2 separate regions of the Homo sapiens genome follow, and region 1 is linked to region 2. The links are chromatin loops, found by intact Hi-C in ENCODE. Cell type or tissue: A673. All regions are shown on one strand. Each heading gives the region's core, and the rest is flanking DNA. Links, peaks and the distances in the headings are about the cores only. Region 1 has its middle 240 kb from the start of LINC01677. Region 2 holds the start of LINC01677 (long intergenic non-protein coding RNA 1677).

Evidence for each region. Peaks named below come from ENCODE experiments on the same cell type or tissue, not always from the same donor. Only the 100,000 strongest peaks of a DNase experiment are listed, where the experiment ranks them.
Region 1: it touches region 2 in a loop (4-fold over the local background); 6 of 110 quality-filtered maps call a loop at or near these places.

Annotation. Positions count from the first base shown.
Region 1 is chr1:106,259,898-106,276,123 of GRCh38, forward strand. No RefSeq gene overlaps it. Among named protein-coding and RNA genes, the nearest start is that of LINC01677, 240 kb to the left of the region's middle. In A673, for the core only: a CTCF peak has its summit at 8,391; a DNase peak (open chromatin) is centred at 8,374.
Region 2 is chr1:106,014,656-106,030,881 of GRCh38, forward strand. It overlaps LINC01677 (long intergenic non-protein coding RNA 1677), which reads right to left and starts at 13,598. Exons shown (of 6, transcript NR_146609.1): 1 at 13,151-13,598; 2 at 12,548-12,627; 3 at 8,427-8,557. LOC124904595 (a long non-coding RNA gene) reads left to right here and starts at 13,492. Exons shown (of 2, transcript XR_007067036.1): 1 at 13,492-13,557; 2 at 13,814-13,929. In A673, for the core only: CTCF peaks have their summits at 7,817 (motif pointing right) and 8,017; a DNase peak (open chromatin) is centred at 7,836; H3K27ac peaks cover 1,591 bases.

The sequences.
Region 1 (16,226 bases), core at 5,124-13,123, 250 kb after region 2:
GTTTCTTTCTTCTGCATATAACTATGCAATTTTCCCAGTATCATTTATGGGATAGGGTATCCTTTATCCAGTGTATGTTTTCCTAGTGTGTGTATTTTCAACTTTGTTGAAGATAAGTTGGTGGTAGGTATTCTTTATTTATTCTGTTCTGTTGACCTAAGTGTCTATTTTTATACCAGTACCATGCTGTTTTGTTTACTAGAACCTTGTAGTATAATTGGAAGTCAGGTAATGTGATGCTTCCAGCTTTGTTATTTTTGCTTAGGATATCTTTGGCTATTCAAACTCTATTTTGTTTCCATATGAATTTTAAAATTGTTTTATAATTCTGTGAGCAATTATATTGGTAATTTAATAGGAATTGCATTGAACCTATAGATTGCTTTGTGCAGATTATGATTCTTCTGATTCATGATTCTGGGATGTTTTTCCATTTATTCATGTTATCTACAATTTCTTTCATCAGTTTTGTAGTTTTCTTGTAGAGATTTTTCACCTTCTTGGTTTAATTTATTCCTAGTTATTATTTTTTGCAGATATTGAGTTTTTATTTGGTTCTCAGCTTGAATATTACTGGTTTATAGAAATGTTACTGATTTTTGTACATTGATTTTGTAACCTGAAACTTTACAAATACAGGAGTCTTTTGGAGGAGTCTTTAGGGGTTTCTAGGTATAAAATCATATTGTCAATTAAGAGAGATAGTTTAACTTTTTCTTTTCCAATTTGGATGCATTTATTTCTCTTCCCTGATCACTATGGCTAGGACTTCCAGTACTATGGCAAATAGAAATGGTAAGAATGGGCATTTTGTCTTGTTCTAATTCTTAAGAGAAATGCTTTCAACTTTTCCTCATTCAATTTGATGTTGGATGTAGAATTGTCATATATGACTTTTATTATTTTGAGGTATGTTCTTTTGTTAACTAATTTGTCGAGAGACTTTATCATAAAGGGATGCTGGACTTTATCAAATGCATTTCTTACATCTGTTGATCATATGATTCATATGATTTTTGTTTCTAATTCTATTTATGGGGTGAAACACATTGATTGATTTGCATATGTTGAACCATCTTTGCATCCTTGGAATAAAGCCGACTTAATCAGGTTATATTATCTTTTGATATGTTGTTGGATTTGCTTACCTAATATTATGTTAAGAATACTTGCATTTATGTTCATCAGGGTTATTTGCCTTTACTTTTCTTTACTTGTTGTGTCTTTGTCTGGCTTTGGTATCAGGGTGATATTGGCTTCATACAATGATCTAGGGAGGATTCCCTCCTCGAATTTTTGGAACAATTACAGTAGAAGTGAAATCAGTTTTTTGTTTGTCTGGTAGAATTCAGCTGCAGATCTGTCTAGTCCTGGGCTTTTTAAATTGGGCTATTTCGTATTACTGATTCAATTTTGTTGCTCATTATTGGTGTGTTCAGGATTTCTGTTTCTTCATGGTTCAATTTTAGGAGGTGTTACGTTTCCAGGAACTTAACCATTTCTTCTAGGTTTTCTAGTTTGCGTAGAGATGTTCATACTAGTTTATGATGATCTTTTATATTTTTGTGTTATCAGTTGTAAACTCAACTTTATCATTTTGGATTGTGTTTGAGTTTGCTCTCTTTTATCCTTGGTTAATTTGGCTATTGGCCAATAAATTTACTTTATCTTTTCAAAAAACAAACTTGTCATTTCTTGAACCTTTGGTTTTTGTTTGTTTGTTTGTTTTTGGACTCAATATCATTAGTTCTACTCTGACCTGACCTTTGTCTAATCTATCTCTTGTCTTCTGCTAACTTTGTTTTTTTGTTGGTGTTGTTCTTTGAGGTGTGACATTAAGTTGTTAATTTGAGATCTTTCTATATTTTTTATGTAGGCACTTAATGCTATAAACTTTCATCTTAGCACTGCTTTTGCTGTATCCAAGAGGTTTTTCCTATGTTGTGTCTCTATTTTCATCCATTTCAAAAAATTAATTCCTGCTACAATTTCATCATTTACCCAAAGATCACCGAGAAGCAGGTTGTTAAATTTCCATGTATTCATATAGTTTTCAGAGTTCCTCTTGGCACTCATTTCTAGTTTTATTTCAATGTTGTCTGAGAATATTTGATACATCATTTTTTTAAATTTATTGAAACTTGCTTAATGGCCAAGAATATGGTCTCTTTTTGATAATGTTTCCTGCACAGAAGAATGTACATTTTGTGGTCATTGGGTAGAATGTTCTGTAAGTATCTATAAGGGCCATTAGTTCTAGAGTCCAGTTTAAGTCTAGAGATTTTTTTATTGTTGATGGTTTTTTTGCCTTGATAATCTGTGTAATGCTGTCAGTAGGTTGTTCATGTTTCGCACTATTATTGTATTGCTGTCTATGTCTTTTCCTAGGTCTAATAGTATATTTCTATGAATCTGTGTGCTTTGGTGTTGAGTGCATATATACTTTAAATTTTTACATCTTCTTGTTGAATTCATATTTTTATCATTATATAATGACCTTCTTTGATACTCTTTTACTGTTGTTGATTTAAAGTCTATTTTATCTGACATAACGATAGGTAGTCCTGCTTGCTTTTGGTTTCAATTTATGAGGAACATTTATTTCCACCCCCTTATGTTGAGTCTGTGAATGTCTTTACCCCTAAGTTGAGTTTCTTGTAAGCAACATATGGTTTAGTCTTTTGTAAAAATTATTTTTGCTAATCTTTATCTTTTAAATGGAGTATTTAGTCAATTTACTTTGAAGTTAATACAGATATGTGATGTTTTGTTTCTGTCTTAATGTTAATTATTATCTAGTTGCTTTGCAGTCTCAACTGTGTAATTGCTTTCCAGGATCTGTGAGTTTTATATTTTCATGTGCTTGTATAATGGCAAGTTATTCTACTTTTGTTTCTAGGTTTACAACGCTTTTGAGCATGTCTTATAGAACCAGTCTAGTTATGACACATTCCCTGAGTGCTTGCTTATCTGGGATAGGCCTTATTTCTTCTTCATTTATGAAGCTTAGTTTCATTTATGAAAAATTCATGGCTAGCATTTTTTTTTTCCTTTAAGAGCTGAAAAGAAGATCTCAATCTCTTCTCATTGGTAAAGTTTTTGCTGAGAAGTTTGCTCTTAGTCAATGGGATTTACTTTACAAGTGATTTCTTGCTGCATTTAGAAATTTTTTCTTCACATTAACTTTGGAGATGGATGACTATTTGCCTTAATGAGATTTGTCTTGCAAAGTATCTCTGAGATGTTTTCTGTGTTTCTTTTTTCTAGAAGTTAATTATCTAGCAAGACCAGGGATGTTTTCCTGAATTCTTTTCTCAAATGAGTTTTCCAAACTCTTACGTTTTCTTCTTCTCTCCCAGAAATGCCTATAACTCAGAGGTTTAGTCTCTTTACATAATCTCATATTTCTCAGAGGCATTGTCTATTTTTAAATTTTCTTTATTTTTGTCTGAGGGGGGCTTATTCTTAAATTATTTGTTCTGCTTGTTCTAGACTGTGGTAAATCTTTCAATTGCATTTTACAACTGCTTCAGTGAATTTTTTGTTTTCAGAAGTTCTGTTTCTTTAGAATACCTAACTTTTTAAAGTATATTCTCATTCATATCCTGAATTGTTTTTTCTATTTTTTGTGTGTGTTAGTTTTACCTTTCTCTTGGATCTCATTAAGCTTTCTTACAATCCGCGTTTGAAATTGTCATCTGTCATTTCAGAATATTCAGTTTGGTTAGAATCCATTGCTAGAGTGCTAGTGTAGTCCTTTTGGAATGTATAAACACTCTATTTTTTCGTACTGCCATAATTTCTACATGAATTCCTTCTTATATGGAGAAGCTGTCACTTCTTGTTTTGAATTCACTTTCATTGGGTTGGACTTTCTGTTTTCTTTGAGGGTATGACTATGATGTGTGTTGTGTATAGTCATTTAACTTTGATTCTGGCTGCTTTCAGGGAACCAAGTCTCTGTTGAGATTTTTGGTCATAGATAGCTTTTGTGCAGTGGCTTTCTCACATGTTGATTATGGTAGCAATTTACTGGGCATATGACCAGGCTCACTGCCTTCTGCAATACTGGGATTACAGATGTCTCCAGAAGCTTATCTCATCCTGCAGCACTATGCCTATCTTTCTGCATGTTTTTACTTGATCAGTTTAATCTCTAGTCCAGTGGGTGCATCTCTAAGTAAGAGCAACCTGGGCAGAAGCAACTGAGTATGTGCTTGATCCTTGTTTACGGGAAGGAGCTCTATGTTATCACATGGGATTTGCTGGTCGGTAGGATGTCCATTGCCCTGAGTTCCCAGCTCAGCCCTGGAGTAGGGAGCCAAAAGTGGAGACAGCTGGACTGCCAAGCTCATCCTAAGATAACCCAGTGAAGACTGGATCCACCTTCTCTGATAAGGGTAGCAGAGAGAGCTCATGGTATAATGTGCCATTATTTCACCAGTGGGAGTGTAGACATTGCACCAGATCCACATCCTGGGAAAGCAGAAACATGATTAATTTCCTTAACATAACCCTGTGGCAAGGCTCATAACTTTCTGTTCAAATGGAAATTTTCATTTATCTGTAGGCCACAATTTAACTGAGGGCCATGGAAAATGTTTATCCTGTAGCTACAACTGAATTGGCCTTGGGAAAGAACCTCTTCCCTCAGCCCAATACACTTAGCTTCATGGGTCACTGGTACTCTACTGTAGTAATTCTGCTGCCCTTTGTAGGAAGGGAGATGGACCACATCCTTCATGCAAGCCCAGGCTGGTAGAGACACTATCAGTGGGACTGTAGCTGTGCCCAATTACTCTGGAATTGGCATCCCAATGCACACCAGCACCCACTCCCCACATGAACAGCCGTGGCTGCATTTGTAGCAGTGTCAGGGGGGCAGTAGGAGAAATTCCCCTCTCCACATCGGTTTCCAGGCACCAGTGTCACCTAGCCACTGAGACAGAACCACACTCCTCCCCTATAGAGCTTCACACTCCACCCGTGTCTCTGTAGGGTGAGGGCACAGTCACCTTCTGCTCACAAGCAGGGAGCTCTTGGGTACAGAGTGTACAATCTAGTTTCTTTTTCTTAAGGGGCACTTTGGCAATTTGTGTTCTCCCTTCCCCCAGGGGTATCTTGCCCTGCAAGTTAGACCTCCAGAAATCTCACAGTTCCCTAGGATCCTACCAGTCCTTTGCGGTTGCCACAGTCTGAATGGATTGTGGGGAATGTTTACATGGGATCTAGTGGTGTGTGGATACAAGGGATGAGACTCTCTGGAAAGGATAGAGGCCCACAGCAGCTGTACAACTGGCATTGTGCCTCCACTCTGGTCTGGGGAGAGGATGAGGAAGACTGCACAGCTGGTTCTGCTCCCAAGTTCCCAAATCCCTTCCCACAGGGATTGCAAGGGAACTCTCCAACAGCTGAGAAGTCAGCACTGTGACACAAGGGTGAGGGGAGCAAAAACACCCCTACCTACCTTTTCCATGAGACTCCAAATTCCTTGGGAGTTGATCTCTGCCAAACTCTTGCTTCCTTCTTCTACTGCATCCAGCTTCCTCTTGTGGGTTCTTCAATAGATTCCTCACTCATCCCTCAGTATCTCACTTGGACCATGGTTACTTACCTGTAATTTTGGTTCTTCTTTCTGAGGAGAACTGGTGTGCATTGCCTCTCGTCAGCCATGTTAATGGAAAACAAACAAACAAACAACAACAAAGAAACAGAATTGTTTCTTAAATGTATAAAAAACTCAACAGAAACAAAATTATAACTTGGCTGTCATGTTTTCCTTTCTAACAGTTAAATGTTTCTTTTTTAAGCTTTATGCTGTGAAAAGTAGTGGATGAGGAAAGAGTATAACCAGGAAATTAAATAATGGAACTGGTTTGAATGGTACTTGAGTAACACTCCAGATGAAAAATGTATTTCTTCATCTTTTTGCTCGTATTCTTGCTTTAGTTCTGTTTTTTCTCCATTATATAGCTTTCATCTGAAATTGTTAAAGTCAAAATAATAGGACCACTGATATATCCAAGACTTTTTAACACATATAGCCACTTTATACTAAGAAATTCTCAGATATTCTGGAATCAGTAGAAAGCCTGAAATAACTAATACAACAAAATTTCATTGCCTGATGTATGCCTCAAGGACAGAATGGATATTATTCAGCAAGTCCAAGCAGACACGAATGGATGCTCTCATAAACAAAATGCTGGAGGCTAGCTACATCATCTCCAACTTTATTTTCCAAGTTTTTCCTTTGCTGTTCTAGACAAGGCACATTAAAAGATGTATCACCTTTCTGGAACGTCAGAGAGGGTAGTGATTACAACGAGGGAACAGGTTAATCAGCAGAATTTATATGTTTGTATCTATATTCTCATTTTTTCCCTCTCCTTTTCTTTCTCCTCTCTCCCTCTTTTATATTTTAAGTCTGCTCATCAGTAAATTTATTGTGACCTGGCTTTCTAGTCTTCTCCTATTTCATTCAAAAGCAAAAACTATACAGTTGGGGAATCAGGAAAGCCAAATACACACATACACACATACACACACACACACACACACACACACACACATTTTTATTTAAAGATGAGAAACATTCTTGTCTACTACAATGAAAGATATTTTTATTTATTGTCATAAACAACAGTTTTGCTATAATATTTAAATGCAGAAACCATTTATTGCGTATATTTTATATCTTAAACACTGTATGTAATATATAGATAGATAAGAGAGTTTATCCTTATCTTCATGGAATCTGCAATTTAATAGGGATAACAAGACACTTATTCTCCCTGTTCCCCCCAAAATTAAAGGAAATATGATAAATATTTGCTCTTGGAAAAAAATAAACATAACACTAAAAATTTTAAAGGAGACAACATTGTGGGGACTCAGAAAATAAAAATAAGAAAAACAAGACATGAAGAAGGAATTTGAGTAAAACTCTGAGGAGCTAAATTGAGATTATATTAAGAGATAATAAAAGGACAAAAGTAGGAAATAAACAAGTATATATGGAAGGCAGCTAGTAGTCTGGTTTCACTGACGAGTAAGGGAGGAGTGGTATGGTGATTAGGGATGAGTAAGTGCTGGGTATGAAAGGCCTTGAGCTTTAGGCAGGAGGCTGGTATCAAATTTATTCATGGTCATTGGAAGCAGGATGCAGTACATATTTTTCGGGGCCCAGTACAACATAAAAATGAAGAGATCCTTGTTTAAAAGTTATTAGGAATTCCAAATGGCTACAGCAGAACATTAATCCGTGTGTAGGTCCCTTCTATGCATGAAGCCCTATGGGATGCATAGGTCACATGTCCATGAGCCAGCCCTGCTGGTCAGTCATTGCTTTTGAATGTTAGAGAAAATGATAGAAAGTTGTGCTTAAGAAAAATAGGTCTAGCAGAATTGTTCAATATAAACTGGAAAGAAGGGGAATAGGAAAAGGAAAACAATTAGTAGATACTAGAATCATAGAGAAAAGTTGTAGCCTGACTATTTCAAATAAAAGGTAATAAAATGATTATCATATATAATGAAAGGAAAAAATCATCCATAATAGTTGGCAAATTACAACTAGCTAAAAAGACAAAGAAGAGCACTGAATCAAAGATGCGTCCACATTTCATGTTTTAAAAGAATAGGAGAGAAAGTAAAAATATCAAGACAGCAAAATCACAAAGAAGAGCTGATTTGTGGGAATATTGGGAGAATGCTAATCTTAATTGTGAGATGCTGAAGTACAACTAGATAGAAAAATATATGGTGCAGATGAGGATATAGGCTCAGCTATCAGAAAAATTTTATGAGAGAAAGAGATAAAGACTTTCAAGTTACATAACACAAAAGAAGAAGTGGCTTTCTTCTTTAAGATAAATTGTTCAAATAATTAATTCTTACAATCATGGGAAAAAATTATTCTCAGATTATTTCATATCCTGATTTTTTCATCTTAGACTTGCCTGGGTTGTCTTCTATACGAAGGTCAGAATTGAAGGTGTGAAGATGAATGAGATAAATAGTGAAGAGATATCTGAGTGAAAAAATAAACTCTAACCTTGAACATACTAATACTCAAGAGTAGGAGAGAGAAAATGACATGATGAAGAATATTTTAAAAGAAAAAATAGAAAAGTAAAGGGTCACTGAAGTAATTGGTGGAAAAACTTCCAAAATGCATATGTATGGAGAAAAAACATGCCCAATGCTATATGAAGGTCAAGAGAATATAGTCTCATAAGAAGCTCATAAATTTGGTAAGTAGGTTGCTGGCACTGATGTGTAAGCTAGAAGTTCCAGGGACAGTGTGGAAACAGCAAACAGATTGAGAAAGATAATCGTGGGAGTGTGAGACGTGTCAAGCCTACATTGTGCAGTGCGGAGGTGACTCCTAGTGGGGGTTGGACACATTGAACAATAGGGAATGACAAGGAAGTGAGAGATTCCGTGAACAATGATAAAAATGTAGTCCGGCCTTGAAAGGGAAACAAGTAAGTGTAGATTCAGATAAAATGGGAGAAAATAAGTGAGTTCAACAATTGAAGATATGAAGATCTTGATATTAAAGACTGTTTTATGAGTAAGATAAGAAGGAGGAAAGAAGAGAGAATATTGAAGATAATATGATAAAAGTCAGAATTTCCAGTTTTTGTGACTGTAGGGAAAAAACATAATGCATTTCAAATTTTATATTTTTAATTAATAAATAATATTTTATGTATGTATGGGGTATATGTGAGTATTTCTGACATGTGTATGTAATGGTCATGTCAGGGCATTTGAGGTATCTGTCACCTTGAGCATTTATCTTTTTTTTTTTTTCTTTTTGAGACAGGGTCTTACTCTGTTACCCAGACTAGAGTACAGTGGCATGATCATAGCTCATTGCAGCCTTGAACTCCTGGCCTCAAATGATCCCCCTGCCTCAGCCTCCCAAGTAATTTGTTACTTGGGAGTCACATGTTACCACTACTGGCTAATTTTTTATTTATATTTTCTTGTGGAGACAGGATCTCACTATGTTACCCCAGCTGGTCTGAACTCCTGGCCTCAAGTGATTCTCCTGCCTCAGCATCTCAAAGTGCTCAGAGGCATGAGTCACTGCACCTAGCCTCATTTATCATTATTATGTGTTGGGAACATTTCAAATTAGCTAATAATTTAAATATAAAGCACACTATTGTCTACTATAGTCACCCTACTCTGCTATGGAACTTTAGAAATAATTCCTTCTATATAATTGTATATTTGTACCCATTAACCAGTTTCTCATCATCATCACCTCCTATATACACACACCTCCTATCCTGTAGTACCAATGATTCCACTCTCTACCTACACGAGATCAACTTTTTTGGCTCCTACTTATGAGTAAGAGCGTGCCATATTTCTATTTTTTTTTAATCTGGCTTATTTCACATAAAACAATGATCTCTGCTTCCATCCATGTTGCTGCAGATAACATGGTTTAATTCTTTTTTATGGATGAATAGTATTTCATTGTGTATATATACTACATTTTATTTTTCCATTTGCCATTGATGGATACTTAGCTTTATTCCATCCCTTTGGCATTGTGGCTTTGCAATAAAAATAGAAGTGCAGGTAATCCTCTGATACACCGATTTCTTTTCCCTTGAATAAATATGAACTAGTGGGATTGTGGATCATTTGGTAGTTCTATTTTTTTACATTTTGAGAAATATCCATACCGTTCTCCATACTGTCTATACTAACTTATGTTTTTGCCAACATTGTGTAACAGCTCCCTTTTCCACATTCTCTCCAGCATCTCCTGTGTTTTTATGTTTTCTTTTGTTTTGTTTTGTTTTGTTTTTCGGCTTTTTGTATTTTTAATAATAGCCATCCTGAGAGGGGTACGATGACATTTCATTTTGGTTTTGATTTGCATTTCCCTGAGGATTAGCGATGTTGAGCATTTTTACATATACCTGTTGCCATTTGTATATCTTCTTTAGAGAAATATTTATTCATGTCCTTTGCTCACTTTTAAATGAAAACAAAAAAAATTTGTTTTATTTTGTTTTTATTATTGAATTGTTTGTGTTCTTTTTTTTCTAAATATTACTTCCTTGTCAGATGAATAGTTTGCAAATATTTTCATCCATTCAACAGATAGTCACTCCATTTTGCTGATGGTTTGCTTTTGTTGTGCAGAAGCTTTTTCATTTAATATGGCCCCATTTGTCTATTTTTACTCTCGTTATCTGTGTATTTGAAGTCTTAGCCATAAAATCTTTGCCTAAACCACTGCCCTGAAGTGTTTTCCTCAGTTGTTTTTTTTCTGTTAGTCTTATAGTTCCATGACTTATTTTTAAGTTTTTAATCCACCTTGAGTTGATTTTTGTATGCCATGGGAGATAGGGGTCAAGTTTTATTCTTCTGCATATGAGTATCCAGTGTGCCCAGCCTGACATATTAAAGAGGGTATCGTTTACCCAAAGTATGTTCTTGGCACCTTTGTCAAACATCATTTGTCTACCATTACATGGATTTATTTCTGGATTCTCTATTTTCTTCCATTGGTCTATGTGTCTGTTTTTATGCCAATACCATACTGTTTTGGTTACTATAGCCTTGTAATATATTTTGAAGTTGGTTAGTTAGATGCCTTTAGATTTCTTCTTTTGTCTTGCTTTGGCTATGTGAAATCTTTTTTGGTTTTATATAAATCTTATGATCTCTTTTTTTTTAATTCTATGAAAACTGCTATTGATATTTTGATAGGTATTGTATTGCATCTGGAGGTTGCTTTGGGCAGTATGGTCATTTCAATGATATTAATTCTACCGATCCATGAGCATGGGATGTTTTTTCATTTGTTTGTGCCCTCTTGGATTTCTTTCATCAGTGTTTTCTGATTTGTGTGTGTGTGTGTGTGTGTGTGTGTGTGTGTGTGTGTGTGTGTGCAGATCTTTCACCTGCTTGGTTTCATTTGTTCCTAGGTATATATGGGTTGTTTTGTGTATGTAATTGTAAATGAGACTGGCTTATTTGCTTCCTGATGGGTTTATTATTGGTGTGTAGAAGTGTAATTTATTTCTGTATGTTGATTGATATATATTTGCATGTTGTTGTTTTGGTATTAGAGTATCATAGAATGAGTTATGGGGAGTTCCCTCCTCTTCAATTTCTTGGAATTATTTGAGGATAATTCATGTTAGCTCTTCTTCGATAGTTTAGTAGAATTCAGGAGTGAAAACATCAGGTCTTGGACTTTTCTTTGTTGGGAGACTATTATTGCTTAGATCTCATCACTTGTCATTGGACTGCTGAGGTTTTCTATTTCTTTCTGGTTCAATCTTGGTAGATTGTATGTTTCTAAGAATTTATCCATTTCCTCTAGGTTTTCCAGTTTGTTAGGGTATAGTTGTTCATAATAGTCTCTGGTGATACTTTGTATTTCTATGATCTCAGTTGTAATGTATCCTTTTTCATTTCTGATTTTGTTTATTTGGTTCTCTTTTTTGCCTTGTTGGTTTAACTAGCTGTTTATTGATTTTAAAAAGCGATTTTTTATTTCATTTTTTTCTTAGTCGCTTGCTTTATTTTGCTCTGAACTGTATTATTTCTTTTGTTTTATTAATTTTGGGTTTTGTTTGTTCTTGTTTTTCTACTTTCTTGTGGTTCACCTTTGGATTGTTTATTTGAAATGGTATTACTTTCTTGGTAGAGGTGTTTATTGATATAAACTTCCTGGTTATCACTGCTTTTGCTATGCTGCATAGGTTCTAGTATGTTGCCTTTTGGTTTTCATTTGTTTCAAGAATATTTTTTATTTGCTTCTTAATTAATTTCTATACCCAATGTTATTCAATAGCATGTTGTTTAATTTCCATGTATTTTTAAGTTTCAAAGTTCATCTTGCTGTTTATTTCCAGTTTTATTCCATTGTTGTTGATATTTGTTTTGTGTCCTAATATATGGTCCATCCTGGAGAATATTCCATGTGCTGATGAGAATAATGTGTATTCTATCACTGTTGGATAAAATGTTCTGTAAATGTCTGTTAGGTTCATTTAATCTAATGTGCAGTTTAAGTCCATTTCTTTGCTAATTTTATATCTAGAAGATGTGTCTAATGGTGGGAGTGAGACGCTGAAGTTCACAACTATGATTTTATTTGAATCTATGTTTCCCTAATAATATTTGCTTTGTCTCTCTAGGTGCTCTAGTGTTGGGTACATAAATGTTTAGCATTGTTATATCCTCATGCTGAATTGATCCTTTTATCATTATATAATGAACTTTTTTGTTTATTTTTACTAGTTTTGATGCTCTGTATTCTTAACTGAGGCCAAAATAAATTCTTGTGATATGTTTTGTTTTTCTTATTCTTAGAAAATTTGAGTCTGGGGTTAAAGTACTGTTATATTTTTACTTTATTACTTTTATATAACAGACTTTAGTTTAGCTCTTGAAACTTTAGCTTTCTGGATTTTTTCTTTTTACTTTAAGTTCTACACAAAAGAGTTGTATTGTGATTCTTTGCTCCTAAACTATTTAAAGGAATTATATTTAGCACGTATTCTCTGCAATCTGAGAGCTAATGATGCAGCTCTTCACTTTCACTGTCTCATTTAAATCTCAATGCCATAAAAAACAGGAAGTGTTGGGTTACTAGGAAGGTAGAAATAAAACAAATCTCTATTTTTTTAATGTTATAGTTGCATTATAATAAATCAGAGTTGAGAATTTACTGTGTATGCAGACTAGTTCAGATAAAGAGCCAGGATTATCTTGGCTATTTCACTGAGCTTATGAACTATATACACACCCTTGATTCTGACTGGGACAGACAGATATTTTGCATTCTTCCACATTCACTATAGGAAAACGGTTTGGATAATGTTGCTTCCATGTGGTCAAGGTCATATAAGGTTGCTAAAATACATGATGTAATCAATAATGCGCTAAGGGCATTTGAGGAATATTTCCCTATTTTTGTTTGTTCTAGGTATTAGGGATGACATATATAAAAATTGTTTAAAATAAAAAAAAGTTATTCCTTGGTTTTGTCTAGGATTCATTTTTTCCTTCTTTTGCTTTGCCCCTTATCCCAACAGTACTCTATGGAATGTGATTATAATTACTGTGAAGTGCAATAAGCAATAATTTACTTTTCTGGGTCTACCTTTAGATGTTGAACTCTGATAGGAAGATCTCTGTCCTAGTGATATTGGTGTCAATAATTCCCAACACAGTGCCTAAATTAAAATACACCCTCAACATTCACTTGTTAAGTTAATTGTAAATGTATATACGTGTCCCAAATTTTGTGAAATAAAGAGGTACATTATCCAATTTCTCCCAGACTTAAAACAAAACTCCCTACCATAGGAATACAAATAGGAATTTGTAAGTTGTTCCATGCACAGATGATGGAATATTTATTCTATCATGCACAGATGATGGAACCACTATTTATTGTATCTTCAATAAATAATGGTTATATTATGGAGACATTCACAAATATTTAGGTTTATCACAGGTAACAAATAGTCCTGAATCAAAGGTCTTCACAAATAGTCCCTATTTACGAACCCTTCAAGTTCCACAAATATGAAAACTTTAAAGCAAAGGCATAGAACATCCTGATACTCTGTGAAATTAGACAAAGTAGGATCATTATAATTTATGAAAAAGAAGTGGAGGTTGGAATCTTCTCTCCATCCCAGGTTCATCCCAGTAACATTTTCTTCCCTGTATCTTCTCTCAAGAATCTTTCTATGCCACTGTTTATGCATCTGGAAATATGAAGAAAAAATAGCCAGCCTAATGGTAGGTGCATCTGTCAAAACTATTTAAGTGAACCTAGTTATGAATCACTTTATTTTGAATATTTTTGCAGAATAATAAACCATAGAATTTGCCACTTTAGTTAAATTAAAAGAAATTACATTTGTTATTTAAATCAAAAAACACACACACACACACAAAAAACAGAGTTGCTTGTTTCAAGTGTACATGGAGCTTCCATTGGTCCTGTTTCAGTAACATCAAGATATAGAAACTTCCCTTCAAAAAGGAATAAGAGTTTGTCAAAATAAGATATCTTAGGATGTTCTTACACTATAGGGCTTTTGACCTATTCAGTGTACTTTAATAACTTGTTTCTAAAAGTGTTTTTACTAATGACCAATTTAGTATTACCCTCAGAAATTTTTGTTTTTCTCCCAATTTCACTCAGTACTCATGATTAATTTATATTTTACTGGCCATAAATGATTTCAATTGGTTCTAGCAATAAAACCTTTCTTATGAGTTTATAAATTTGAACATTATGTGTTTTATTTCTAGACAGTTACTTTGGCCATTATGCACAATTTATAAACAAATAACAGATTTCTCTGCAGGTAAGTAGCAAATATGACTATATTTAGAAACCAGATTACATGTGTAAAGTTCATTATGAAAATGATTGAATTTCTAACTCATTTATTGCAAGAAAAAATAGTAATATTGTACTTTTAAAAAACAGCAGATGATTTACAAAAATGAACGTTTTATATATAGCTAAGTTATATGCCTTTTAAATTTAAAAAAATGACTATATACAAATTCAATAGTACCTAACAGAACAAAAGAACAGAAATACAATCTTTCATGGATATTATTGAGAATAACTCATATTTGCATGTTGAAATTATAAGAAATATTATATAGTTGCCATAATTTTTTAAGATGACGGTATGTGGACAAGAGAAAATAGGCAGTAGATGGCCAAGACTTTATAATATAACAACACAGGGCAAGAAAAAAATGTTTGTTTATCCCTACTTTAAATCATTATATTTTCCATCTAAAATAACTAAACACAAATAAAATACTCAAAACAATTCCATTTTATCCAAATTTCTAGATATGTAAAATTATATTTTTAATCAGGATCAGTATACTTTTTGAAAGTTATAGTTTTAGAATTATCAAAGAGCAGTATAGTAGAAGTTATAATGACCACTGTAGAAACATCGTTTACTGTTGCTTGTGTCTTTGGACAATCTTAGGAAGATGTTACTGGAGTCAATAACAGCTAAGTCTAAAAGCCAGGCTTGAATCTTTACAATCCCATGATTAGCTCGGTGATCTCTAAATACCACTAAATCTCAGTTTTCTCATCTGCAACATCAACATATAATTATCATCTTTGTTATTATTTGGGAAGATGGAGTCAGATTAAATGATAAAACCTTTTAGCAATGAACAATAATGCACAGTTAATAAATAGTGGTTTATTATAGAGAACTTTACAAATATTCAGGTTTATCACAGGTAACAAGTAGTTCTGGATCAAAGGTCTTCATAGGCTCTATAATGTTACTTCAGTCTAGTGAAACTATATCTAATATGCCCATTTAATACCGCAGTATCTAAATACAGGAATTTGAATGAGCTTGAAATGCTAAGCAAACACAGCAGACATCCTTGAAATGTTTTTGTTTTGTCATTTTTTTACTTTATGTTTTCCAATAGAAAGTTACAAATATAGTATATAAAATCTTGTATATCTTACAACCAGCTTACCCCAATGGTTATATCTCATAAAATTATAATATAATAGCAAAACCAGAAAACTGACATTGTTACAACCCTTATAAATAAATTATATAACGTAATCGTTTTTCTTCATTTTTAGTATCTTTCATTTGTGTGTGTACATATATGTACATATGTAGCTTTATGCAATTTTAAATCACGCATAGTTTTGTGTGACCAATGCTGCAATCAAGATGCAGAAAAGTTATACCACCACAATATTGGTAAGGGTCTTCTAGAGGACGGTAAAAATACACACATGCACACACGCACACACATGCACACACCCACACACACACACACCACACACAGAGTCATGCTCCACATAACAATGTTTCAGTCAACAATGGACCTAGTAGAGGACAACGGTTCTATAAGATTGTATTACTGTATTTTTACCACACGTTTTCCATGTTTAGATATACAAATACTTGCCAGTGTGCTACAATTGCCTAGAGTATTCAGTACAGTAATATGCTGTATAGGTTTGTAGCCTAGGAGCAATAGGCTATACCATATATCCTAGGTGTGTAGAAGTCTGCACCATCTAGATTGAGTAAGTACACTTCATATTGTTAGTACAGTGATGGAATCAACTAGACCCCCTTCTCAGATTGTAGTCCCATTGTTAAGTGATATGGCTGTATCTCCAGAGAATAGGACAATACAAA
Region 2 (16,226 bases), core at 4,620-12,619:
TCATCAGTCTCTAGTTCAAACTCCACAGATCCCTAGGTCATAGACACAATTCAGCCAACTTATTTGCTAAGAAATAACACATGTGCCTTTTGCTCCAGTTCCTCATTTTCATCTGAGCCATCCTTAGGCTGTACTTCCCTGTCCATATTACTATCAGCATTTTGGTTACAACCATTTAGTCACTCCCTAAGAAGTTCCAAACTTTCCCTCATCTTCCTGTCTTCTGAACCTTCCAAACTCTTCCAATCTTCATCTGTTGCCCAGTTTCAAAGTCATTTCCACATTTGCAGATATCATTGTAGCAATGCCCCACTCCTTGGTACCAATTTTCTGTATTAGGTGATTCTTGTATTGCTATAAAGAAATACTTGAGACTGAATAATTTACAAAGAAAAGAGGTTGAACTAGCTCACAGTTCTGCAGCTATACAGGAATCGTGATGCCAGCTCTGCTTGGCTTCTGCGGAGGCCTCAGGAAGATTCCAGTTATGTTGGAAGGTGAAGGGGAAGCAGGCACGTCACATGGCCAGAGCAGGAGCAAGAGAGGAATAGGGGAGGTACTACACAATTTTACACAGTGAGATCTCATGAGAACTCACTCACTGTCACAAGGATAGCACTAAGTGGATGGTGCTAAATCATTCATGAGAAATCCACCTCCATCATCCAGTTACCTCCCACCAGGCCCACCTCCAACATTGGAGATTACAATTCAAAATGGAATTTCGGTGGGGACACAGATTCAAATCATAACAGGACCATAGAAAGTTTCAAAGGTAAAGTTGTTCATCATCTTAAAAAATGTATTTTTTACTTTAAAATCTAAAAAAAAATACCATTTTACAAAATATTCAAGCTTTTAAAAATATTTTTAAAATAGACATAATTATTGTCACATGATTTAAAAATAAAAAATCTATATATTTTAATTTTCTTTAGATCCACATTTACTACCTTAGCCTAAATTTTAAAATAATGATTTATTTTTATATACAAATTAATGACATGTTCTTTTAATTATCAACTTAAATAAATTAGAATTTTATAAATATATTATAACATTACAGATGAAGTTATTCATAATATAGCTAGGTAATGATCATAGAAAGCATTTCTACATAGAAATTTTACAATAAAAATGCCACATACCAACATAATTAATATGACTGTTGATATTTTTAAAGAATTCTTAATTCATTGAACTTGAAAAAAATGTATGACTTTTTATCTATATTCTTATTTTTAAACCTGTAATTTACATAAAGTTCTCTTCATTCTCTCTTCCATAAGGTAAAATACAATTTTGTTTACATGAAAGGGGAGAATGTGCATATTTTTAAAAAATCTGCCATCAATATCTTTAAAATAAAGTTCTAATAAAGTAGGTATATGAGAACCCTATGATAATTATGTAAACAAAGTGCTTATATATGTAATAGAATTGTATATGTAATTATATGTAAAATATAATTATGTATCTCAAAGTGTTGGTATTATATCTATGAGCAATCATACGTGGCCCAAAATCATTGTTTTAGTAAATTTCAGTGAGTGACAACAGGTATACAACTTAATGAAATCAGAAAAACAATTCATAAAAAACAAGAGAAATTTTAGAAATAAATAGAAATCATAAAAAGAAGCAAACAGAAATTCTGAAGCTAAATAATACAATGAGTAAAATTTAAAAAGCAGTAGACAACATCAACAGCAATCTGAAATATTCTGTGAATTCAAACAGGCATTTGAAAACAATCACCAGAGGAGAAAAAAGACAAAATAGAATGCAAGAGAATAAAGAAAGCCTGTGGAATTTATGGGACTCCATCTAGAGAGTTAACATTTGTGTTATAGGAGTGAGATAGGGTAAGAGAGAGAAAAAGAGATAAAGAGCTTTTAACAATGGCTGAAAACTTCCCAAAGCTGAGGAGAGATACATGCATCCCGGTACATGAATCTCAATGGTCCAAACAGGTTCAACCCCAAGAAAACTTTACCAAGACATAGCATAGTCACACTTTCAAAAACTAAAGATAAACAGAGACTCTTGAAAGCAACAAATGATTTTTTTCTCACATACAATTTTTTTGTCTTTTTTTACAGTTTTTTATTCAAAGTATATTTTATCTGATATAAGTATAGCTCTCTTTGGTTTCTATTTGCATGGAATTTATTTTCTATCCATTTACTTTCTGCCTCCATGTGCTCCTAAAGTAATTCTCTTGTAGCGAGCACAGAGTTGGGTCTGACATTTTAAAATTGAGCTACTGGTTTTCTTTTGACTTACATTTAAACTAATCATTGATAGGTAAAGACTTACTGTTTCAATTTTATTAATTGTTTTCTGGCTGTTTTGTACATCCTTTGTTCCTCTTGCTAGATTATTTTGTGATTTGATAATTTTCTATGGTGGTATGCTTTAATTCCTTTCTATAACTTTAATGTATATATTATAGTTTATATATATGTTATATATATTATTACATATTATATATTATTATATATTACCTATTATATATATATTATTATATATTTATATATCTATTATAGTTTATATATAGTTTATATATACGTTTATGTTCCCCATAAGGCTGTCAGTGGAATCTTTCAGCAAGAAACTTTGTAGCCCAGGAGAAAGAAGAATGCTACATTCCAAATTCTGGGGAAAAAAAAAAAGCATGCAACTAATAATACTATCTTTACTGGGCAGGGCTGTGCATGAAAAATAAATAAAACTAAAGACCTTCCCAGAGAGAGATAAAGCTGAGAGAACTCATCATCACTAGACCTGTCTTGCAAGAAATACTAAAGGCAGTTCTTCAAGCTGAATTAAAAGGATGCTATTAGTAGCATGAATATATATAAAACATAAAACTGGAAATCATCCTTCTCAGTAAACTATCGCAAGAACAAAAAACCAAACACGGCATATTCTCACTCATAGGTGGGAACTGAACAATGAGATCACATGGACACAGGAAGGGGAATATCACACTCTGGGGACTGTTGTGGGGGGGTGGGAGGAGGGAGGGATAGCATCGGGAGATATACCTAATGCTAGATGACGAGTTAGTGGGTGCAGCGCACCAGCATGGCACATGTATATATATGTAACTAACCTGCACAATGTGCACATGTACCCTAAAACTTAAAAGTATAATAAAAAAAAAAAACATAAAACTCACTGGTACACAGGTAAAATTAAGTAGGTATTCAAATGTTAAAGACTCTAATACTATAATAGTGGTGTGAAAATAACTTACATCTTCAGTACAAAGGTTAAAAAACAAAAATATTAAAAATAACTATAACTCCAATAATTTGTTCATGAATAAACAATATGAAAATGTAAATAGTATCAAAAATATAAAATATGTGTGGGGAAGAAAGTTGTAAAGTTATTGTATGTGATCAAAGTTAGGTTGTTACCAGCTTAAAATATAAGATGTTCTGGTAAGCCTCATAGTAAATACGGAGAAAAGAACTATAATATATACATAAATGTTATAGAAAGGAATTAAAGCATAGCACCATAGAAAACGATCAAATCACAAAATAATCTAGCAAGAGGAACAAAGGATGTACAAAACAGTCAGAAAACAATAAAATTGAAACAGTAAGTCTTTACCTATCAATGATTAGTTTAAATGTAAATCAAAAGAAACTCAGTAGTTCAATTTTAAAATGTCAGACCCAACTCTATGCTCTCTACAAGAGAATTACTTTAAGAGCACACAGAGGCAGAAAGTAAATGGATATAAAAAAAAATGCCATGGAAATAGAAACCAAAAAGAGCTATACTTTTATATCAGATAAAACGTACTTTAAATTAAAAAACTGTAAAACAAGACAAAAACCCTTATTATATAATAATAGAAGTCAACTCTTTAAGAAGATATAACAATTGTAAAAATATGTGCTCCCAACATTTAAACAGTTAAGCATATAAAACAAATACTAATAGATGTGAAGGGAGAAATAGCAGTAAAACAATAGTAGAGTACTTCAATTACCGACTTTAAACAAAAATAGATGAGTCATCTGGAAAGAAATTGAACAAGAAAACATTGGACTGAAAGTATACCTTGACCAAATGGACCAACAGATATATACAGGAAATTTCATCTAGCAACAGCAGTACATACATTCTCCTCAAGTGCATATGGAACATTCTCCAGGATAGACCACGTATTAGGCTACAAAATATGTCCTAACAAATTTAAGAAGATTGAAGTCAAATTAAATATCTTATCATTATGACTCTGGTATGAAATGAGAAATCAATAACAAGAAGAACCTGGAAAATTTACAAATATGTGTAAGTTAAACAGCATTTCCTGATAAAATGATATATCAAAAAATAAAAACTTAAAAAATATTTTGAGACAAATATAAATGGAAACAAACTTTATTAGAGTTTATGACAGCAATTCTAAGATATAAATTTATTACAATAAATACCTATATAAAAATAACAAATACACAATCTAACACTACTTTTCCTCAAGGAATTAGAGAAGAAGGAACAACTAAGCCCTAAGTTAGTAGTCAAAATGAAATAATGAATATCAAAGCAGAAAAAAAATAAAATTGAGACTATGGGAAAGTGGAAAATATCGATGAAATTAAAAGATGGATTTTTAAAAACACATAAACAAGATCAACAAACCTTTAGCCAGACTAATACAAAAAGAGTAAAGACTGAATAAATAAAATCACAAATAAAAAGGAGATATTACAACTGATACCATAGAAATACAAAGGATCATAAGAGGCTACAATGGAAAATTGTATACCTGCAATTAAGACAGCCTGTAAGAATGGATAAATTCCTAAAATCATATCTCTACTGAGACTGAATCACAAAGAAATAGAAAATCTGCTCTGATCCTTAAGTAAGGAAACTGAATAAGTAATATCAAATATGCATCAGAGAAAATCCTAGGACCTGATGACTAGCTGGTAAGTTCGAACACACATTTACAAAAGAATTAACCAATCCTTCTCATACTCTTTCAAAAAATTAAAGACAGAGTACTTCCAAACTCATTAGTCCAACATCACTCTGACTCCAAAGCCAGACAAAAACATTACAAGAAAAGAAAATTCCAGGCTAACATTTCTGATGAACATCGATGGAAAAATCTCCAACAAAATATTAGCAAACCAAATTCAACAGCACATTAACAGAATCATTTGCCAAGATCAAATGAAATTTATCCCTGGTACGCAAAGATGATTTAATATATGCAAATCAATAAATATGATAAATCACAATGACAGAACGAAGAACAAAGTTACATAATCATTTCAATATATGCAGAAAATATTTGGATAAATTCAACATGCTTTTATGGTAAAAACTCTCAATAATTTAGGTTTAGAAAGAGTGTACCTCAACACAATAAAGGCCATATATGACAAACCCACAGCTAACCTTATACTCAGAAGTGAAAAGTAGAAAGCTATTCCTCTAAGATCTGGAACCACACAAGGACTCCCACTCTTGCTACTTCTACTTAACTTTGTACTGGAAGTTCTAGCCAGAGCAATTAGGAGAGAAATGAATAAATAAAAGGCATCTACATCAGAAAGGAAGAAGTAAAATTATCCCTGTATGTAGATGGCATAATTTTATATGTAGAAACCCAAAAAGACTCCACCAAAACACCTGTTAGAACTTATAAGGAAATCCAGTAAATTTGCAGGATAACCAATATATAAAATATAGTTGCATTTTATAAGCTAATAATGAACTATTCAAGAATTAAGAAAACAATCCCATTTATAATATCATTAAAAGAATAAAATACTTAAGAATAAACGTAGTCAATACAATGAACTAAAAATTATAAAATATGGATGAAAGAACAAAAAGTTTGTGTACAGCAAAAGAAACCACTGACAAAATGGAAAGTCAACTTATGGAATGGGAAAAATATTTGCCAACCTTATACCTGATAAGGAGTTAATATCTAAAATATTTAAGGAGCTCATACACCTCCATAGCAAAAAGCCAGATAACCCCATCATAAAATGAGCAATGGATCCAAATAGACATTTTTCCATTTTCCAAAGAAGACATAGAAATGGCCAACAGGTATCAAAGCACTCAATAAAACTAATTATAAAGAAAATGCAAATCAAAACCACAATGAGAAATAACCTCCTGCAGTAATCTTCCCTGCAATAGGTGAGGAAAACACTTTATGTAAGTCAATATCACCCAGGCTTAGCATTCATTACTTAGAGGGCTTCTTAAACTGCAGATTTCTGAATCCCTCCCCTTGTTTCTATGAATTAGTCTGTCTGGGTTGGTACCAGGGAATTTGAATTTTTAACAAGTTCCTAAGTTATTATTTTATTTTTAAAACACAAATTTATTATTTTACAGTTCTGCATGTCAGAAGTCTAAAATGAGTCAGCAGGACTGTGTTCCTTTTGGAGGCTCTTGGGGAGACTCTGTTGCCTTACTTTTTTTTCAGTAGAAGGCATAGTGGCTACTTGCATTCTTTGGTTCATTAATTACCCCATTTTCAAAGCACAGTGTCTCCTAATATCTCTGTCTCTCTCTCTCCCTCTCTCTCTCTCTTTCTCTCACACACACACAGACACACACATGCACACACACACACACACATGCACACCCTCTCTCATACCCTCTCTTTTTCACTCTCACTCCTGCTTCTGTCATCACATCTCCTTCTCCGATTCTGACCCTCCTGCCCTTCTCTTGTAAGGATCATTGTGATTACACTGAGCCCACCAGGACAATCTTTCGAAGTCCTTAACTTTTGATATGTACTGTAATGAATTCAGAGATTCTCAGAGTGAGGACATGGATATAACACAGTTTTGAAATATTATATTTGTAGGTACAGAGGTAAATTGGAAGCAAAACTAAAAAATGTTTTCCATTTAGCTCTGACTTTTAGTGAAACAAGCAACTACAAAACCTTGGCAAAGTCAGTAGACACATTTGAACATTTACTTTGTTGTAATAGAGGGATTGATCTAGTTATTTCTAAAATATCTAATAATTCTTCATGTTGTGATTATGTAACTAGAGGCTACCTCTGATTTTTTATGACAGTCATAGGTAAAAATAGATGTTGAGTTTTAAAATACAGATAGCACAAAATTCAGAATTAAAAAAAATCAGTACATAAGTATAGTTTCTTTCATGAATAAATTGTATAATTAATTATGCTACGTTTGTCTAAAAGTATTATCCTTCTTTTAGGAAAAAACATGGGATAAAATATAGTTTAGATGATACCTAGCATATAATCAGGCATGTAGAGATCTCAGGATTTAAAAAGAAATATCAAATGAAGTGCAATAAATTGTGTTTTTTGTATAGATCCTTCGAGTCGTATCTCAGAAAAGAGAGAAATGGCTTATCCAATATTTAAGCAGAGACAAATGGCATATGAAGAGGACTTATCAGGGCAGTGGAGAGAATTGGTGATGAAAATTGGTAGGGGGTGAGTAAAACAAGTTTGAGACTTTGTAAATTTTTCCCTAGATTGTGGATTTCTAATCAAAATTCAAATGGAAAAAGGATTCCATCAAAGAATCTAATTCAACATTGGTAATACCATTCACAAGGAGAAACACAGTGACACTTTTCATTTACTAAAATTTGTTTTACTAAATTTCTTAGGGGGATGAATCTACTAAACAACATTCAAGGCTGTTAGTTTAATCATGTCTGTTTATTAATGCAGAATACATGGTTTCAGTGTTTCTATTCAAATATATGTCAATGTGAACTTTGCTGTAACAGCAAACTGGTGTTTTCAGTATATTTTAAAATTTATTAATCACCACTAGAGGGCAGGGTTATTTCTCAATATTAGTTCCCTTATTGATGAAATTAACAAAATAATTACATCATACTTATATTTCTGTTAACTTTTTTGAAAGACAATTTCTATATGACGATATTTTTGGGTTAATCTTATTCTAATGATTTCTTAAGATGTCCTTTTAAAAAAATCTCAAATTCTATCCTACTTCACAAATTCTCTTAAATATATTAAACATTTAAAAAATTCATAGTCAATGGACAGATACCATTTTGAACTTAACTGTGAAACCTTGTCCCTACTAAAAATACAAAAAATAAGTATACAGGAAAACGATACAAGAGTGAAATTACAATATATTAAATATTAAATGTATATTAAATTATATGTAACATATTAAATATAAATAATACTGTTAAAATATTATTTTGAATTCAACATGGCATTTTTTAAAAATTACTGGCCATTTTGTTAGGCCCCAAGAATAAAAATGATAAGACAGTCTGTTTTAGATATGATTCTGTTTTAGAAATCTTTTACTTCCCTTTGCAGAACGAAATTATGTGCTTCTGTACTTCCAACTCAGATTGTAAAATATTATGTTAGAATTACTCACATGCGCTATCCCCTCTCTGGACTTGTGAACTCCTTAGGCACTGATTCAAGATTGTGTCAACACTTTATCCCAGAATGCAGACTTGACCTGCCATATAGTAGATAAATACTCAGTAGAAATTGGTGGCTATACTATAATGATGGTAGAAAAAAAAACAATGAAAATTTAATTATTTACTATGATAATACCTTACTGTGTTTTATTTTATCTTGCTCAATTTCATATCAATATAATATTGATTTTAAAACGATATATGAGCTGGGTGGGGTGGCTCACGCCTGTAATCCCAGCACTTTGGGAGGCTGATGTGGGCAGATCACTTGAGGCCAGGAGTTTGAGACCAGCCTAGCCAGCGTGGTGAAACCTCATAACTACTAAAAATACAAAAATTAGCTGGGCATGTGGCACATGCCTGTAATCCCAACCATTTAGGAGGCTGAGGCAGGAGAATCGCTTGAACGCAGGAGGTGAAGTTTGCAGTGAGCCGAGATCACACCACTGCACTCCAGCCTGGATGACAGAGTGAGACTCCATCTCAAAAAAAAAAAAAAAAAAAATGTATGGAGAAGAGTGAACCAACAATAACTTGATTATCAATTAAGGTGGATTCAGTAAGCATTTCTTGAGGACCTAATATGTTCCTTGTATTATGCTCAGTGGTGGGCATAACAAATTGAATAAAAAGTTTATGCCTTTAAAGGACCAGTGAATGGAAAAGCAGATACAACTGATAATTCTAATCTTTGTAATTAAACATCTTGGCCAACTTATAATTGGTCTTCAGGTTGACTAAGGTAGAAATGTCAAGAAATGTCAAGTTTGGGGCAGAATATGGAGAAAAGGGACCCCTATTACACTATTGGTGGGAATGTAAATTAGTACAGCTAAAATGGAAAACAGTAAAGAGGGCCTCAGAAAACTAAAAATATAACTACCACATAATCTAACAATGCCACTACTGAGTATATATCAAAAAGAGATGATATCGGTTTATATTTTAAAATGCAGAGTCTTCAGAAACTAAACTTTTCTCCCACATATTTATGTTAATGTTCAGCTTTATACTGATTTATCAAAATTATAGACAATTAATATGAAGATGCATTAGAAGTAGTAGTCCATAATGATTACTCTAAACAGGAAAGGAAGTAAAAATTAATGGGACTAAGCAGATTGGGAAAAAACATATCAGTGGATTAAGAATGCAAAACTTTCTTATTAAAGGAGTAGTAATGTATATGGAAAATAACAAAAGGACAAGGAAAGATAAAATAGTATAATTAGAGAGAGAATGAGACTTTGTGTTTCAATGTTAATCAGCTATCTGATTAAAAGAAGAAAAAAGTACTTATCATTGCTACCAGGATATTCCATGGAGTAAGAGCTACCTTCTGAGAGTGACTTAGATCTGTCTGCTCACATTTATATAAGCACTTTATTCTCACTTTCCATTTTACCACATTGTTTACCACCAGCAAGAATTAAAACTGATGTATATCCTCAGGGACTTGCTATCTTAAAGTGTGGGTATCTATCTATCTATCTATCTATCTATCTATCTATCATCATCTATGTTTTATACTTATATAAGATATGTTTACTGATATATAATTAATTATATGTATATGAGACAATCTTGATAAGACACTCAGTTTCTTTACTTCTTATGCATTCTCCCATTGTAAAAATGAAATGATTACTTCTCTGAATTTTGCAACCCTTCTTATTGTTTGCAAACACTGAGAATGATTGGCAATGTCCTTGAGTAACTTTACTAATACAGGAGGGTAAATATTTAGAGCAATATATAGGGATTTAGTCTGTGATCCCCATTCTTGTAAAGTAATATAAATATTTACAGTGCATTTATCCCACAGTGTCTGTCCTAGGAGTGAATATAACGAAACAATAAAAACTATTTTTTAAAAAATAGTTATCTGCAGCCTTCACTCTACTTACATTTAAATTTGTGACTTAAATAACACAATGTAGAAGATATTAAGGCTTCCTAACATCTCAGAATTCAGTAAAACATAATCAGTCTAAATATGGCCAACACTCCCGAATGAGAGATAAATATGAAATTAGGGCTATGAGTAATTTATAAATAGTTTGAAGAAAAAATGTACATTTTTTAAAAGCCCAAGTGGAAAAATAGAAAAGTGGTTAATTATATTTCTTCACCTTATTCCCATAAGTGTAGAGAGTCAAGTCAGCATGACAAATTTAACATTTTTTATTAATACAATATGTCATATACTCTGCTAGCGTAAAAATGCAAGTAAATTGACCTTAAACCATCCTGAAGATTTAAGGTCCATCGGAAGTTTTAAAGTAAGAAGATTTAAGGTAAATCAATCTGAAGTATCAGATTAGTAGAAGAGTAAGATGTTGTAGCATAACCTCTGTTTTAAGGCTAACAAAATTATATCATTTTTGCTTTCTCTCTGTTTTATTCACAGTACTGATTTGAAAAAAATTAAAAAGCTCTGATTTTGAATATAAGGAAACAACATCTTCTCAGAAACTAGCTAAGACACTGATATTACTCTTCTTGCTATGAACTTATCTGCTCTTGAAAATATTTCTGGTTCCCCAACTTGGCTGTGTTGGTATCAGTTCCATTAGGTTAAAAACAAAGCAAAACAAAACAACAACAACAATAAAAAAAACTCTCATAAAAGTTGCTTGCAGTAGTATGTTCTGTAGAGTATTTCACCTTGCTTGGTCTGGTTCAAGGAGCAAAATGGGAATCCTATCCTACCAAATGCCTTTCCAACTCACTCATAGAGAAGCCTCTTCTGTGCATTAATCCACTATGTGCTCATCACTACTGTTGACCTTGAAGAGGTTAAAATATGCTATTCTGGCATATTGGCTATTTAAGTTTAAAGTGGTTTAAAAAACAATACGTACAAAAGATCACTTTGACCTCTGTGCTGTCTCTCAAAAGCAGAAGATAAAATTCCCATGTGAAAGACGCCCTCCCTTTACTAGAAAGATGCAAAATCTTTATATTCAAGGATGAGAAGTCAAAACTAAAAACTATGTAAAGATCTTGTTAAAATACCTCTTGTCTTTTAAGCCTCCCACATGATTTAGTTGCTTCTTCGCAACTAACTATTCTTTGTCCAATTCAGTGTTTAAGTAACTGACCCTAACTGCCTCTTTGGGTCTTTATTTCCTTATGAGAGCTTCCATGCCCTGTAAAATTTGTATTACACTTTTATCTTGTTAATCTATCTAATGTCAATTTAATTCTCAGATCCAGCTGAAACCCCAAGGGGACGAAGGTGGAATTTTTTGCCCCTAGACCTACTCTTTGCACCATATTATATTTGTTTATATAGCTACTTTCCCCACTAGACAGTAAATTCCTTAATATAGGGAGTATGTCTTAAATATATGTATCCCTAATACCTTACACTATTTTTGACACCAAATTCTCCTCGAAATAAATCTTTGACTATTTAAATAATTTTCACCAAGGTTTATATGTATTCATAACCCTATCCTGAATGTGTTAGAAAACATGGCTTAGTTAAGAACTTGCATTTATATGAAAATTAACATTCCATTGAATAAATCTAATTGTCTCTTGTTTGACACTGAAGACTATCTAAATAAAATTCCAAGCCATTCTATACTGTTGTAATTCAGGTTTTACATAGTCAATTATCACATAAAACAGTTTTGCACAACTAACTCTCATGGGATTTCAATTTTCAAAATGTTAACCAGAGATACCACTTTAGTTTTCCAGTGAAATGATCCATGGCATAAAATGTGTGTGTGCATTTACATGTGTGTGTGCATGTTTCGCCCAGACAGAATTATACATAATATTTAAATTAATAAAAAAACAGCATATTTCTCTTCCAATAACAGAATAGGGAGAAAATGTTATAAAAGTTAACTTATTACAAAACTATTTATTTACTAGGAGAGAAAAACGTAAATACATCAAATAGACACACCTATTTTTTAGCTTTAGAGAAATGAGTTAGGGGCCAGGTATAGGGCACTGAAACTGCCTAAGCCAGTAAAGAGACTACCATGTGATTTAGCATAAAACACAAACATACCTACTCACCAGACATTGCTTTGTAAACAGTACTTACCGCTAAAAGAAACTAGGACTCCCTGAAGAAATGGTTGATTCCCAGGTGACGGCAGGGAAATTTCAGATGAGCCTAAACATCTTATTATATTAAGCCAGAAAGTAGAAATTCCTTTATTTTTCAGATATAAAGAATACTGTTTTAAAGAATCATAGGTAGGTATCAAAAGGGCACAGGGCCTAGCTTAAAGGAGATTACATTTCATTAAATCTGGGACAGTGTGGACATCAAAATAAATACAGAGTAATGAATTATGGCATAGAATAAAGCAAGAATCCATGAGTCTATACTTATGTGAAAAGGTAACAAATCTTTTGTAAGAAATGGGACATTGACCTAGTCTCAAAATATCTCCCCACTAACGCTTACTAATTATAAGACTTAAAAAATGAGTAGAGAAGCCTATCAAACACCACTTTAATTGAGCATTAAAGTGAATATTACCAAGTAATAGAACAAGTAGAATTTGTGCCTCCAGCAGATAGGAATGTCTGGGAACACAGCATCACTCCTGTAGTATTCCTTACAAAGATGCCTAGTCTGAATGTAATAAAAAAAATTTAGGCAAATCTAAATATAATGACATTTTGTATAATAACTGACCTGTAGTCTTCCAAAGCACTAAAGTCATGAAAGACGGTGTGAGGAGCTATTCCAGATCAAAAGAGGTTAAAAAATAAATGCAACACTTATTTTTGAACTGGATCTTTTTGGTATAAGGAATATTTGATAGGATGGAGGGTAGTTGGCAAAACTTGAATGGGGTTTGAGGATTAGATGTTTGCAATATATTTTTCTATTAATAGTTTTTTATTTCTGTATATGTGGTCCACTCTCAGCCTAGTGGCAGAAAGCCATAATGACTTCATAATGCTCATAAATCCTGTGGGTTAAGAAATTGAAAAGGACTCAGTGGAAATAATCTGATTCTGTTCCATGATACTGGGGGCTTCAGCTGAAAAAGCTTGCGGGCTGAAAGCAGGAATCCTCTGAAGGCTTGCGAAGTACAGGTCTAGTGGTTGAACTTGGACCTAAATAATGGACCTAAAGTATTTAGGCTGTTGGCTTAGAACCCAGAACTCACTTCAGAATCTCCACATTGTTACATGGGCTTCCTCACAGCATAGTGACTGCATCTCAATAGCGAGTGTATTAGGAGAATCAGCTAAAATTCTTTAAACTATTTATGCATTAGCCTCATAAGTCTCAGAGCCTTCCCAGATTCAAGAACAGGAAATAAAGACCTTCTCACCTTTCCTTTTCCAGGTCAAAACCACACATTTGATAGCAGGAGGATGAAACTCACTTTGTAATAAGAGCATGCAAGACAGAAGGGAGATTGAGTTGCAGTTGTTTTTAGAAAATAAAATCTGTAAATCAAATACTGCCTGTTCTCACTTATTAAGTAGGAGTTAAAAAATGGGTGTACATGCACACAGAGGTGAAACAATAGATAATGGAGACTCCAAAAGGAAGGAAGGAGGGAGGCGGAAGGGAAGGGTTAAAAAACTACTTATTGGGCACAATGATTATTATTTGAGTGATGGGTTCAATAGAAGCCACACTCCAAAATTAGGCAATATACCTATGTAACAAACTTGCACATGTACTCCCTGAATCTAAAATAATTTTTAAAAACAAAATAAAATAAAATTTCTGTCATTTGTAATTATAATTATTTTGAGAGTGGTGCTGTGGCTTTGTAAGATAGTGACCTCATATGTAGGAAGTCCATACTTAAATATTCATGGTCAATGAGGCATTATGTTGACCACTTACCCACAAATAGTTCAGAAAAAAAAAATGGAAATGTCTTTTTCTTACATACTTTTGTAAGTTTTTAATTGTTTTAAAACAAAAAAGTACAACAAATAAATAGCTAAAAATATAAATGGAGGTTATCAGGAGGACCTGATTTACATTACTTTGCAAAATAGAAATCGAGAAAGTCAGGTAAGAATACACCTGCATGTGTGTTAAGCTACAACCTGAGGCTGTGAATATAAGGCTTTAGTTAAATATGAACATTTGAATCAGATGCTCAAAGGTAATCAGCCATAGACATATCCTGTTTCTTACTTCACCTTCACCAGGGTATTTAGAAATTCATGGAATAATTTTTTATTTTCACAGTAAATGGGAGGCACTGTTGGAATTTAGTGGGAACTGTAATGGCAAATATCCCGTTCTTGGTACATCAAGAATTGTGTATCCAACATGATGCTACTAACACTTCCTTCAAAATAAACTGCTGGTATGCATAAGTGAATTAAGCAGGAGAGTTACATAAATATATCGTAAACAAGTAGAATAATATTCTTTAGAACAGTAGAAATAAAATATAACATTGTTTTATATGATGTGAGATAATGCATTAATAATGGAAATAGAATTACAACTGATAATTGGATTATCTAGTCTCAAAAGGTAGAGTTTGGTATCACAGATATTTTTGTTGCCACAGTGATATTAGTTGTGTAAGACACTAAAGACACAGGTTTTATGGACAGATCTGGTCCATATTACTTACTGGTTAGTAACCTTGGACAAATTACTTACATTCTTCAAGCTGTCTTTTTATTTTTCTGTAAAACAGGACTAATAGTCTATAGTATTCTTGGGAGACAATGAACCTAAAGTATTTAGCACAATAAATTCTTCATATTTAATAGAGGCCAGGCCTTGTGGCTCAGGGCTAAAATCCCACCACTTTGAGAGGCTGAGGTGGACAGATTGCTTGAGCCCAGGAGTTCAAAATCAGCCTAGGCAACATGATGAAATCTTGTCACTACAAAAAATACAAAAATTAACCAGATGTGGAAGCACACCCCTGTAGTACCAGCTACTTGGGAGGCTGAAGCAGGAGAATCACATGAGCCAGAGAGGTTGAGGCTGCAATAAGCCATGATCACACCACTGCATTCCAGCCTGGGCAACCCAGTGAGACCCCATCTCAAAAACAACAACAGAAAACTATTTTGTACATAGCAAACATTAATAATGATAGTATTGCTAGTGTTGGTGGTAACAAAGATTGTAGGAATAGTAAATAGAAGACTTTCTAAGTTTCATCTACCAAGGGGAATTTCACTATTATTGTCTAAACATTTCAGAGTATTCCTAAAGGGGGAAATTCGGAGTAGGATTTCAGCTTCTACTTCCAGTAGAAACTTTAAAAGAATTCATGTAAAGAAAGAAAATTCTTTTTATCTATTTCACAGAGAACATATTGAAGTTTTAAATTTAATGTAAATGCAGGAAAGATTGAAGAAAGTATTTTTCAGGTTAGAAAGACAGAATTGAAGAATCACACATCAAATCTATCTTCCTAGGTATAATGTTTATATTACTTTAAATTCCCAAGTGAGGCTGGATGCGGTGGCTCACGCCTGTAATCCCAGCACTTTGGGAGGCCAAGGTGGGTGGATCACGAGGTCAGGAGATCGAGACCATCTTGGCCAACACGGTGAAACCCCATCTCTACTAAAAAATAAAAATAAAAAAATAATTAGCCGGGCATGGTGGTGGGCGCCTGTAGTCCGAGCTACTCAGGAGGCTGAGGCAGGAGAATGGCGTGAACCCGGGAGGCGGAGCTTGCAGTGAGCTGAGATCGTGCCACTGCACTCCAGCCTGGGCGTGGGAGTGAGACTCCGTCTCAAAAAAAAAAAAAAAAATTCCG